Regions from separate parts of the Homo sapiens genome. Here all the other regions are linked to region 3. The links are chromatin contacts, found by Hi-C or POLR2A ChIA-PET in ENCODE. All regions are on one chromosome and are shown on one strand. The core of a region is the stretch at or near the end of the contact, and the rest is flanking DNA. Distances in the headings are between cores, read along the strand shown. Region 1 holds the start of MCM9 (minichromosome maintenance 9 homologous recombination repair factor). Region 2 has its middle 67 kb from the start of CEP85L. Region 3 holds the start of ZUP1 (zinc finger containing ubiquitin peptidase 1).

Evidence for each region. A loop is a pair of places that touch in the nucleus more often than their neighbours do. ChIA-PET counts read pairs that join two places held with the same protein, here RNA polymerase II (POLR2A). Pooled maps may share reads with other maps.
Region 1: a pooled map shows a loop between it and region 3 (8-fold over the local background). The contact joins the promoter of MCM9 here to the promoter of ZUP1 in region 3. A Hi-C loop is called at or near these places in 5 of 50 pooled maps. POLR2A ChIA-PET finds 5 or more read pairs at or near these places in 2 of 52 experiments (T-cell and endothelial cell of umbilical vein).
Region 2: a loop to region 3 is called in a map with no recorded cell type, with 7 times the contacts of the local background. The contact joins the enhancer-like site here to the promoter of ZUP1 in region 3. A Hi-C loop is called at or near these places in 1 of 37 single-sample maps with no recorded cell type and 1 of 50 pooled maps.

Annotation. Positions count from the first base shown.
Region 1 is chr6:118,933,301-118,936,979 of GRCh38, reverse strand. It overlaps MCM9 (minichromosome maintenance 9 homologous recombination repair factor), which reads left to right and starts at 1,821. Exons shown (of 14, transcript NM_017696.3): 1 at 1,821-2,089. LOC124901389 (a long non-coding RNA gene) reads right to left here and starts at 2,065. Exons shown (of 2, transcript XR_007059729.1): 1 at 1,990-2,065. RefSeq lists silencers at 1,643-2,072, 2,323-2,572.
Region 2 is chr6:118,716,989-118,720,845 of GRCh38, reverse strand. No RefSeq gene overlaps it. Among named protein-coding and RNA genes, the nearest start is that of CEP85L, 67 kb to the right of the region's middle. RefSeq lists an enhancer at 803-852. Within about 2 kb of position 1,250, at least 5 of the 41 ENCODE cell types and tissues checked have a DNase peak (open chromatin) inside an H3K27ac peak, as active enhancers do.
Region 3 is chr6:116,667,458-116,670,976 of GRCh38, reverse strand. It overlaps ZUP1 (zinc finger containing ubiquitin peptidase 1), which reads left to right and starts at 2,211. Exons shown (of 10, transcript NM_145062.3): 1 at 2,211-2,411. RefSeq lists an enhancer at 2,187-2,376 and a silencer at 3,138-3,287.

The DNA of each region.
Region 1 (3,679 bases), core at 572-3,071, 2.3 Mb before region 3:
GGGTGGGGACACACAGCCAAACCATATCACCCAGCTACTTAGGGGGCTGAGGTAGGAGGATTGCTTGAACCTGGCAGACAGAGGTTGCAGTGGGCCATGATCACACCACTGCACTCCAGCCTGAGCAACAGAGCAAGAACCTGTAACAACAACAACAAAACCCCCAATCATATTTTTACACACTATCTGACATAGTTTGAGTATTTCTCCCTTCCAAATCTCATCTTAAAATCTGATCCCAAGTGTGGGGCCTAGTTGGGGGTGTCTGGGTCACAGGGGCAGATCCTTCAGGAAAACTTAGTGCTGCCATTGCATAATGAGTTCTCATTCTGTTAGTTGCCTCCAGAGCTGATTGTTAAAAAGAGCCTGACCACTACCTCCCCTTTCTCTTGCTTCTCTTCTGGCCATGTGATCTGCACAGGCAGCCTCCCCTTCACTGAGTGGAAGCAGCCTGAAGCCCTCACCAGAAGCAGCCTGCAGAAGTGTGAGCCAAATAAACCTCTTTTATTTGTAAATTATTCAGTCTCAGGCATTCCTTTTTAGCAACACAGACTAAGACACTATCAAAGAACAACTGAAAATTTAAAATGTCATTTACATAATATCAAGAAGTATATTTTTCCCCCATCCTTAGATTTATGGATAAATCTGACATAGGGTGATATGGTTTGGCTGTGTCCCTGCCCAAACCTCATCTTGAACTGTAGTTACCATAATCCCCAGGTGTTGTGGGAGGGACCCGGTGGGAGGTAACTGAATCATGGGGGTGGTTATTCCCATGCTGTTCTCTGATAGTGAGTGAGGTATCACAAGATCTGATGGTTTTCTAAGGGGCTTTTCCCTCCTTGCTCCTCACTTCTCCTTCCTGCAGCCCTGTGAAGAAGGAGGTTTGCTCCCGCTTCTGCCATGATTTTAAGTTTCCTGAAGTCTCCCCAGCCATGCTGAACTGTAAGTCAATTAAACGTCTTTCCTTTATAAATTACTCAGTCCCAGGTATGTCTTTATTAGCACTGTGAAAATGGACTATATAAGACTAGACCTGACAAAAGATCAAAACATTTGCTGAGTGAAATAACACCTAAATAAATGAAGAGGCTTACTTTAAGGGTCATTACTAAATATTGTTAACATGTAAATTATTCTTACATGGATCTATAGACGAAATGTAACCAATCACAATCCCAACTTTTTAAAGTGACAAGCTGATTTTAACATTCATATGAAAACCCAAGGGACTAGATGAGCCAGAACATTTTTGAAAAATAACAAAAAATTGGAGGCCAAACACGATCTGATTTTAAGACTCTTACGAATCTACAGGAATCAAGACAATGTGGTATTTTTGTAGAGAGAAATATAATAAATTGTCGGAACAGAATAGAAAGTCTAAGAATAGACCCACAACTGATGCTTTAGGGACAACTGATTTTAAACATAGGTGCAAAAGCTATTCAGTGAGAAAAAGAAAGCTCTCTAAACAAATGACACTATTCACATACAAAAAAATGACCTAAGATCCATACTTTGCACCACAGACAAAAATTAGCTCTAATTGGATCACAGACCTCAATATAAAACCTAAAATTCTAAAACTTGTGTCAGAAAACACAGAAGAGATCCTCTGTGGCCTTGGGTTAGGCAAATTCCTTGGACAGACAAAAAACAAACCCTAAGATCCGATCTGAGCCGCCGCACAACCCTGCTCTGGCCACTTAGCCTGAGGTCACTGCTCGGGTCCCGCCCCTCTCCCCGCCCGGGACCCTCCTGGCTCCGCCCCAATCCGCCCGCTCCGCTCCACCCCGCCCCGCTGCCTCGTCTCCATCCGGAAGAGCCGCCGGGGCAGGGAAGTTGAGGCGGTGCGCGGCCCGGCGTCGGTCGAGAGCGCAGGCCCGGCAGAGCCGCAGGCGCTAGGCCGCCCGACACAGCCCGCGCGTCCCCGCGGCCGGTGGCGCCTCGAGCGGCCACGTGCACGCGCGCACTCCGCCTCACCAGCCTTCTTGCGCCGGAGACGAACCCGCTGCCTGGCTGGAGCTCTCTGGGCCCTTCGGCCTCGGGAGCAACGCGTTCCCGGCGACTTCTGACACAGCCAGTAAGTGATAGCCGCCTCCTCCTTTCGCGGTTATGTTTTTCTCCAGTTCGTCCCAAGTCTCGTTCCCGTCTCATTACTTCAAAAACTATTCAACTCCGGGACCGGACAGGCACGGGAGCTGCCCGGGAGAAGAGCCCCAGAAGTCTCAGAGACTGCCAAGGTGTTGTGGGGCAGGGGCTGCGTGCAAAGACCCTGTGAATTAGAAAGTTTGGAAAGCATGCCTCCAAAACCGAGCGACTCCACGTTTGCCAGGCGCCCCTGGGGCAGCCGAGCGGCCCGGAGGCGCGAAATGGCGCGCCCCCGCAGTGAGAGGGGCGGAGGGAGTGGGGCGGGGCCGAGGGCGCGCGTCCCGCCAGCCCGCGCGGAGGGGGCGGGGCTCCCGGCAGGTGCAGGCGGGCGGGGCGGGGCTGCCGCGATTCCCGGAGACAGCTGGGGGATGCCAGTGCAGTTAGGCACTCTCCTGTCTTCTTTTCGACGCTTCGCTGTGGTCAAGAGGACAAAGTAAAGCAAATGATTTTATTTTGACCCCAAATATTCAATAAGAAAAGGAAAGAGAACTTGAAAGTTGTGAAATGACCCTTCTCAAAACAAAAAGTCCCTCCAGTGTCTATCTGGGTGGGTAGTAGGTACGTTTATTGATTTAGCAAACTGCTGATAACACAGTTGATTAGTCAGTTTTGCATAGATGTTGAAAGGGAATGAATAACGATGGTCCATATAACCATAGAAATGCTAGCCTAACTAGGCAAAATTTAATCTGACCTTAATTTGAACGTTGAATTCTGCTGCTGCCCTTTTCCTGCCTTGTGTGGAGCTGTTTTTCAAATTGCTAAATTTGTGGCTCTAAACTTAATATGCTTTAATAGAATCATAGTGATTCTCTTGTAGCCACTGTTGGGAGTCCAGATTTTTTTTTTTTTTTTTTTGGGCAAAGTCCACATTGTGGAGATATTCCTTCCCAAGTGCTTTTTCTGCTTTACACTTGGCTGAATTTATATTGCTTAACCAAAAACAAATTACCGTGGAGGCCGTAATTTATTTCCACTCATTGTTTTGGATATACATTTACTCATTCTTACTCTCACTCTGGCCTCCTATAGTGGTCAGGATTCTTGACCTAACTGCTATATGTACTTCTTAAACGTTTCACACCTTGCGGAATAGTAGGTTCTCAGAGAAAGCAAAATATAGCAAATAGCGTGTATAACACGTACTTAGGATGATAAACTGTGAACTTTATAGCAGTCTCCTTTAATATTCGTATTTGTAGAGTCCAGTACAATAAATGTTGGACAAATGAAGTAAGTCAAATTTAAGTACACCTCTTCTCCAGTCCTCAATCTCTTTCCAAACGAAATAAGTGTTTCTCTCTTTTTTTTTTTTTTTGAGGCGGAGTCTCGCTCTGTGCCCGGGCTGGAGTGCAGTGGCGTGGTCTCGGCTCACTGCAAGCTCCGCCTCCCGGGTTCACGCCATTCTCCTGCCTCAGCCTCCTGAGTAGCTGGGACTTCAGGCACCTGCCACCACGCCCAGCTAATTTTTTTTGTATTTTTTTTTAGTAGAGAACGGGATTTCACCGTGTTAGCCAGGATG
Region 2 (3,857 bases), core at 1-2,500, 2.1 Mb before region 3:
TTGTGATTACATTGGTCCTAACTAGATAAACCAGGATATTCTTGCCATTACATGATCAGCTGACTAGCAATGCTAATTCTATCTTCGGCCTTAATTTCTTCTTGCCATTAACATCTCAAACATATTCACAGGTTTTGGGGACTATGGCATGGACATCTTTGGGGGCCATTATTCTGCTTACCACAAGTTCCTTCCTTAGAACTTTCTTTGCAGGGATTCGGGGAGAAGAGAGAGGTAGCTAGAAAATACCGGGGCATCATAATAAGAGGAACTAGGGAAGCTCAAAGCATCAGAGCAATCATCCCAACTTCCTGAACCCCAAGATGACTCCACAATTTGGAGACCTGTTGTCATTTTGTCCTTACCTCTCAGTTCACCCCAGGAGTATTTAAATTTCATCTGTTTGGTGGGGAGTGGATTCTCATTATATACAGATAATATGTGTTTCAGAAAACAAAGCAAAGGGCCTTTTCCCCAGGGCAGGTAGACAGTGCTCCTAAATTAGTGGTTTTCAAAGTACAAGTCACAATCCACTAATGACTCTAATGAGTCCTGAGATGAGTTTAGTGGGTGAGGGAGAGAGAAAGAGAGAGAGAGAGGAAGAAGAAGAAAGGAAGAAGAGGAGGAAAAGAAAGAAGAAAAGGAGGGAAAAAGGAAGGAAGGAGGGAAGGAAGGGAGAGAGGGAGGAAAAGAATAAAGAAAAAAGAAATAAAAGTATATGGAATAGAAAATATTGTGACACAGCCATCACATGTTTTGAGGCTAAATATTGTTGCAATTCTACCTACACCCGTGTGCATTGGCTTATGGTATAAGATGTATTTTTATAGTAAGACAGTCTGAGCCAGAGGGGCCCACAGGGCAACTGCAGATGTTTGCATGGAGGGGTTCCCCCCCTCAGAGGAGCTGCCCCTAATCTGTATTGAGAAAGATGAATCTGCTTATCTGTGTGGAAGCTTTCAAAAGGACTTGAGGGGACTGAAAAGGGGGAAAGGATGGGAATGTGGAGCAAGGAGATCAGATCAGAAGAGGAAGAGATGAGAGTTCAAAAGGAAAAAATTAAAGTGAAATGAAATTAAGAACATTAGTCATGTGAGACAAGAACAAAAATAGTAGACTCTGACAAGAAATCAGCCAGGAAGATAGGCCCAGACTCAAATGCTTTCTTGAGTGAAAGAACAAAGGGGAGAAAATCTAAACCCCAAACCAAAACAACCCTGCTTTCGTGTTCCTTCTTGCATCCACTGAGCCAAACCTCCAGCTGCCTCATGCCGCTGCAGGCACTTGTGGCAAAAGCACACATGAACCACGCTGGACATCAGAGGCTTGTGGGTGCCTAGGGGCCTTGTGACCTCCAGCTACCCTGAGCTGTGAAATCAGAGCTGAAGGAAGCAAATGTGACAAGACCTGGTCTGAGCGATGGGCGGGGAGGTGGACTGACAATGCTCAGCCCCCCTGGGAGGTTCATGTTTAATGCCTGCTGAACACCCCATGTCCTTGACCCAGACTCTCAACTCATCACGAACTCAGCTGCAACAACAATTGAGCACAGGGAATGAACAGGTGTCACGATCCTGTTATGAACAGGGAGAAACTGGGTCTCAGAGGAGTCCAGGAAATGGCCAGGATCAGTAAGAAAAAAAAGAAATAAAAGTACGTGGAATAGAAAATATCATGGCACAGCCATCACATGTTTTGAATCAGTAAGTGACAGGACTGTGACTCAAGATGCCCTCTGAACTCCATGCAGGGCTCTTTTCACCACAACAGGGACTTCCAAAGCATATGTTTGGAGGAGACTGACCCATGCTGATCACACAGAGAGACCGTACTTGCCATTTATGCCACAGGCTTCTATGCCCCCACCTCTCGCCAAGTCCCTACTCTAAGGTTTGGACGGTCACTCCGTAGAGGTGAGGTACGTAGGATACATTTGGTGGGAGGTGGGAAGCCCAAGAACAAGCCTTTCTACTCTCTCCCATCCAAGTACTAACCAGGTCCAACCCTGCAACCTTTCTTCTCTTTCAGGAATCCAAAACAGGCCTGGCGGGTAGAAGGCAGTCCTTTCTTCACAAGAAGCTTAGGGTCTCCTTTCTTCTCCTAAAACTTGAATGCTAAGAAAAAAATGCCAATTCACTCCCATACAAAAATTTATGAACACCTGGTTCTGTGTTATACTCACACCCATTTTGTGTTCCCTTGGCATAAATACAATGTCGCTTACCCACCTCTGCTCTTCTTCCTAGTTTCCTTTTCCATTTCTCTTTATGTCCTAAAGGACCCAGTTCTTTCTGGGAGCTCAGGCAATGCCCAGCAGATTCTAATTGAGAGTGACAAGGAGGTGACATAAAAGCTCTGGAAAGGACACTCACTTCCAAAGGATGTCTGGGGAACTGAAACGGGAACTTTGAGACCTGCTCACCTGCCAGATGAAATGTCCTTAAGAAGAGAATATCTAGAGAGGCAGGGGCTGGGGGAAAGGCACGCGGACATGTGGGGGCTGGGAGAAGCTGGGTGATATGAGGACTACTGTGACCTCTGTCACCTGTCATCTTCCTCCTGTGTGACAGACTGCTCACTAGGAAAGAGAGAGTGCTATCCTACTACCACTCAAGAGGAAACATTAGGTTACATGAAATTAGGCAGAAGTCTTTACTTTAGGACATAATGAGATTAATAAGCAAACTCCCAAAGTCAGGTGTGGGATCCAGATTTGGGGGTCCCGAAGCTGATTTTGGTGCCCTCTCCCTTTTTTAAAAAAATGAGATGAGGTCTTGCCATGTTGCCCAGGCTGGTCTTAAATTCCTGGGCTCAAATGATCCTCCCACCTCTGCCTCCCAAAGTGCTGGGATTGGTGGCCCTTTTAAGATAAGGAACACTAGGTGCAGGCGAGGTATATTCAGTGCTGTTCTACAGAAGAGGAAAGTGGGTTTCAGAGCGGTCCGGGAATATGTGATTCTGAGAACACAAATCATGAATATACCTTAGGTGTAAGTCTTTGAATGGGACCTATATGAATAAATCTTATACCTCCTCAGTTTATGGTCAGTCCACCTCTGTATACTATGTTTTCTGAACTTTTTTTTTTTTTTTTGAGACGGAGTCTCGCTCTGTCTCCCAGGCTGGAGTGCAGTGGCGCGATCTTGGCTCACTGCAAGCTCCGCCTCCCGGGTTCACGCCATTCTCCTGCCTCAGCCTCCTGAGTAGCTGGGACTACAGGCGCCTGCCACCACGCCTGGCTAATTTTTTGTATTTTATTTAGTAAAGACGGGGTTTCACTGTTAGCCAGGAAGGTCTCAATCTCCTGACCTCGTGATCCACCCGCCTCAGCCTCCCAAAGTGCTGGGATTTCAGGCGTGAGCCACCGCGCCCGGCCTCTGAACATTTTGTTTTAACCACTTTTTCTTTGTGGTGGGCGACAGTACCCAAGGGATCATGTTCAAAAAACACTTCTGGAACTCCGACCTAGTCTACACAGAAAGGCTGCAGGGTCTTTGGCGGCACGCCTGGCTTTGCTGGGCAGATGGCCGGGCACCTGCGATGGCTCCGCTTGAGTCCCTTTTTAGCACTGCTTTTCAAATCTCCTGAACGCAGTGGTATTTGGACTGGTACTTCTCTGACACATGAAGATAAAGAAAGAAACGTCACTTTCACCTGGATGTGGGCTTCAAGGGATTTATTTATTTATTTATTTATTTATTTATAGACAGTCTCATTCTGTCACCAGGCTGGAGTGCAGTGGCGTGATCTCGGCTCACTGCAATCTCTGCCTCCCGGGTTCAAGCGATTCTCCTGCCTCTGCCTCCCAAGTAGCTGGAATTACAGCTGCATGCCATCACACCCAGCTAATTTTTGTA
Region 3 (3,519 bases), core at 962-3,461:
ATTGGAGTGCAATGGTGCCATTATGGCTCACTGCAGCCTCAACCTCCTGGGGCTCAGGTGATCCTCCCACCTCAGTCTCCCGAGTAGCTAGAATTACAGGCCACATCACCACGCCCAGCTAATTTTTGTATTTTTTTGGTTGAGACGGGTTTCTCCATGTTGCCCAGGCTGGTCTGGAATTCCTGGGCTCATGCGATCTGCCCGCCTCTGCCTCCCAAAGTGTTGGGATTACAGGCGTGAGCCACCGCGCCTAGCCAATTTTTAAAAACATACTATTTATCATCAGATAACATCACCCTCCTATTTAAATACCTCACTAGTTTTCTACCAGGTCCTACATGATTTGGCCCCTGTCTACAACCCTAACCTCATCTTGTAATCATTTTTCTCCTTACCACATTATGCTCTGGTCAAAAAGTGTTCTTTTTGCTCCAGCCTTAGGCCTTCGTTCTTGTTATTTTATCTGTCTGAAATGCTATTTCCCCTGTTGGTGTAAGGTTTGTTCATCAGCACACTCAACCCTTCATCAAGACCTTTTCTAAACATTCGTATCTCTATAATCCAGTTTTCTTTTCTTTCTTTCTTTCTTTTTTTTTTTTTTTTTTTGAGACTCAGTCTCAAAAATCTATTGCTCTGTCACTCAGGCTGGAGTGTAGTGGCACGATCTCAGCTCGCTGCAACCTACGCCTCCCGGGTTCAAGCAATTCTCCTGCCTCAGCCTCCCGAGTAGCTGGGATTACAGGCACCTGCCACCACGCCCAGCTAATTTTTGTATTTCTAGTAGAGACGGGCTTTCACCATGTTGGCCAGGCTGGTCTTGAACTCCTGACCTCAAATGATCTGCCCGCCTCGGCCTCCCAAAGTGCTGGGATTACATATGTGAGCCACTGAGCCTGGCCAATCCAGTTTTATTTTCTTCATAGCACTTATCATGATCAGTTAATTTACTTTTTATTTCCTCTACCTCACCAGCATGTAAGCCTCAAAAATCCTGAATTTTGTGTATTTTGATTACTGCTGCAGCTCCTGTTGCAAGCAAAACGCCTTTCTAATAGACACTCTTTAAATATTTGTTGAATGAAATAAAGCCTGAATGACAAGATATTTGTGATTTTGGGCTAACATGGTGGCTCACACTTTGGGAGGCCGAGATGGGAGGATCATTTGAGGCCAGGAGTTCGAGGCTGCGGTGAGCTATTTTAGCCACTGTGCTCTGGCCTGGGTGACAGAAAGAGTCCTCCTCTCTAAAAATACATACATACGGCCGGGCACGGTGGCTCACGCTTGTAATCCCAGCACTTTGGGAGGCCGAGGGGGGCGGATCACGAGGTCAGGAGATCGAGACCATCCGGGATAACACGGTGAAACCCCATCTCTACTAAAAATACAAAAAATTAGTCAGACGTGGTGGCGGGCGCCTGTAGTCCCAGCTACTTGGGAGGCTGAGGCAGGAGAATGGCGTGAACCCGGGAGGCGGAGCTTGCAGTGAGCAGAGATGGCACCACTGCACTCCAGCCTGGGCGACAGAGCAAGACTCCGTCTCAAAAAATATATATATATACATACATACATACATACAAACCAAGATATTTGTTATCTTGTAACCTTGAGGAAAGAACCTGGTATCCTTTACCTTCGGTGCATAGCTGGGAGCTTGATACCTAGCAGCATTATAAACCCTTTATTGATACTAAAATAGAGTGCTACTCAGCAGGCCCTAGTGTAGACTGCTATTTGCCCCAGGACCTGCCCTGTGAACTCATTCAGATTAAGTATGAATGACCTCAGAGCCCGGTTTTCTCTCCTAGCAATTGAGTGGCAGGAAACTCGATGGGAGAAGGAAAAACTCGGAAATGGGAGGAATGCAAAAATGACTACATCTCTCAGGAGATCGAGACCATCCTGGCTAACACGGTGAAACCCCGTCTCTACTAAAAATACAAAAAATTAGCCAGGCATGGTGGCGGGCGCCTGTAGTCCCAGCTACTCGGGAGGCTGAGGCAGGAGAATGGCGTGAACCCGGGAGGCGGAGCTTGCAGTGAGCCGAGATCGCGCACTGCCCTCCAGCCTGGGCAGCAGAGCGAGACTCCGTCTCAAAAAAAAAAAAAAAAAAAAAAGACTACATCTCCCAGAATGCACTGCATAGAGACCGGCGTGGAGCGGCGCATTCTGGGATTACTTCTTTTCCGTGGGAGTAAGGAAGTGCTTTTGAATGAGGTACTGAGGGCCAAGGTGTTGGAAGTTCCTAATTCTTTCCTCGGTTAACTGTGAAACTCTGCGTATTGGGAAGGCCTGGCCTCAGTCATCAGGCCAGGAGAGGTACTGGACGCCGCGCACGCACTCGTCTGCCAGCGAGGCCCAAAGGGGAAGCCTAGCGGAGCTCAGTGTGGCAGCTGCTGGCCTCTGGGCCGGTAAGAATTGATGGTCCCCTCCCTTATTCCCCAGGCCCAAAGCTTTGACCCAGTTAGTGCCTGCTAGTTTCGTGTGCCTGGCTTGTGCCTTTGGCGCGGAACGTTTGGGAGACTCGGCCTTGCGGTCTTCTGACCTCACCCACCACGTACCTAGCTTGGCACTGGGTCCTTCATGCCTCTCACTCGCTTCCTCTGAGGCACCTGGGTACTCTCTTGTCTCTTACCCGCTTAATCTGAGTCCATGTCCAAGTTCATCATTCTGTGTCTGACCGTGTCCCAGCCACCGGAAGAGAAGAAACTCCGGGTGTGACATTAATCCCACTGGGGGCTCGGGAGAACTGCCTTCTAAAATCAGAGACTGTATCCATTTGTCTGGAGAGAAATGAAAAAAATAAGGACAATGTAGGGAGGTATTTTAAAGGTAAATTTATTTAAATGAAGTGATAGTGTCATTACTTTTCCTGTTTGATTTTAAATAGTCTTTAGCTGAACGATGACCTGTAGTAGGAAGGTGGTGGCGAAGTGATTGCTTTTTTTAAAATTATTTTTTTAACACTTTTATGTCAGTAGTCAGTACTTTATTTGTCCATAAAATCCAAAAATAACTACCTTTGGATTTTACAGTAGTCTTTGACTGAACCTCAGAGAGATGAGATTCCTTACCCAAAATGATGAATCTGAAATTATTACCCAGTTCTCTTGACTCTGGAATAAGTGCTTTTTTCTACTATACCACTTCTGCTTTTATTCTTGGGGCTGAGAGTACAGGCTGTGGAGCACGACGGGGTTGGCATTTTGGCTTCCACCTTTTTCTGCTTGTGGTGACCTGTCTGAGCCAGAATTTCTTTATGTGTAGAGCGATAATAATAGTACTTAAATTACAATAATAGCACTTAAATAGCACTTGATACATGTAAGACTCTAAGTTTACAGTGTTAAACTCTACTTGTAAGATGTGTTTATTTACCTCCTCAATATAATCAGCTTCAGTATTCAGTATTTAGATATATCAGTTGATAAATAGGTTTCTTCTCTTCATTTTTTTCTTACCTGATTTATCTTACCTGGACAATTTTTTAAACGTTATTTTTTCTCCACCTTGGGCCAG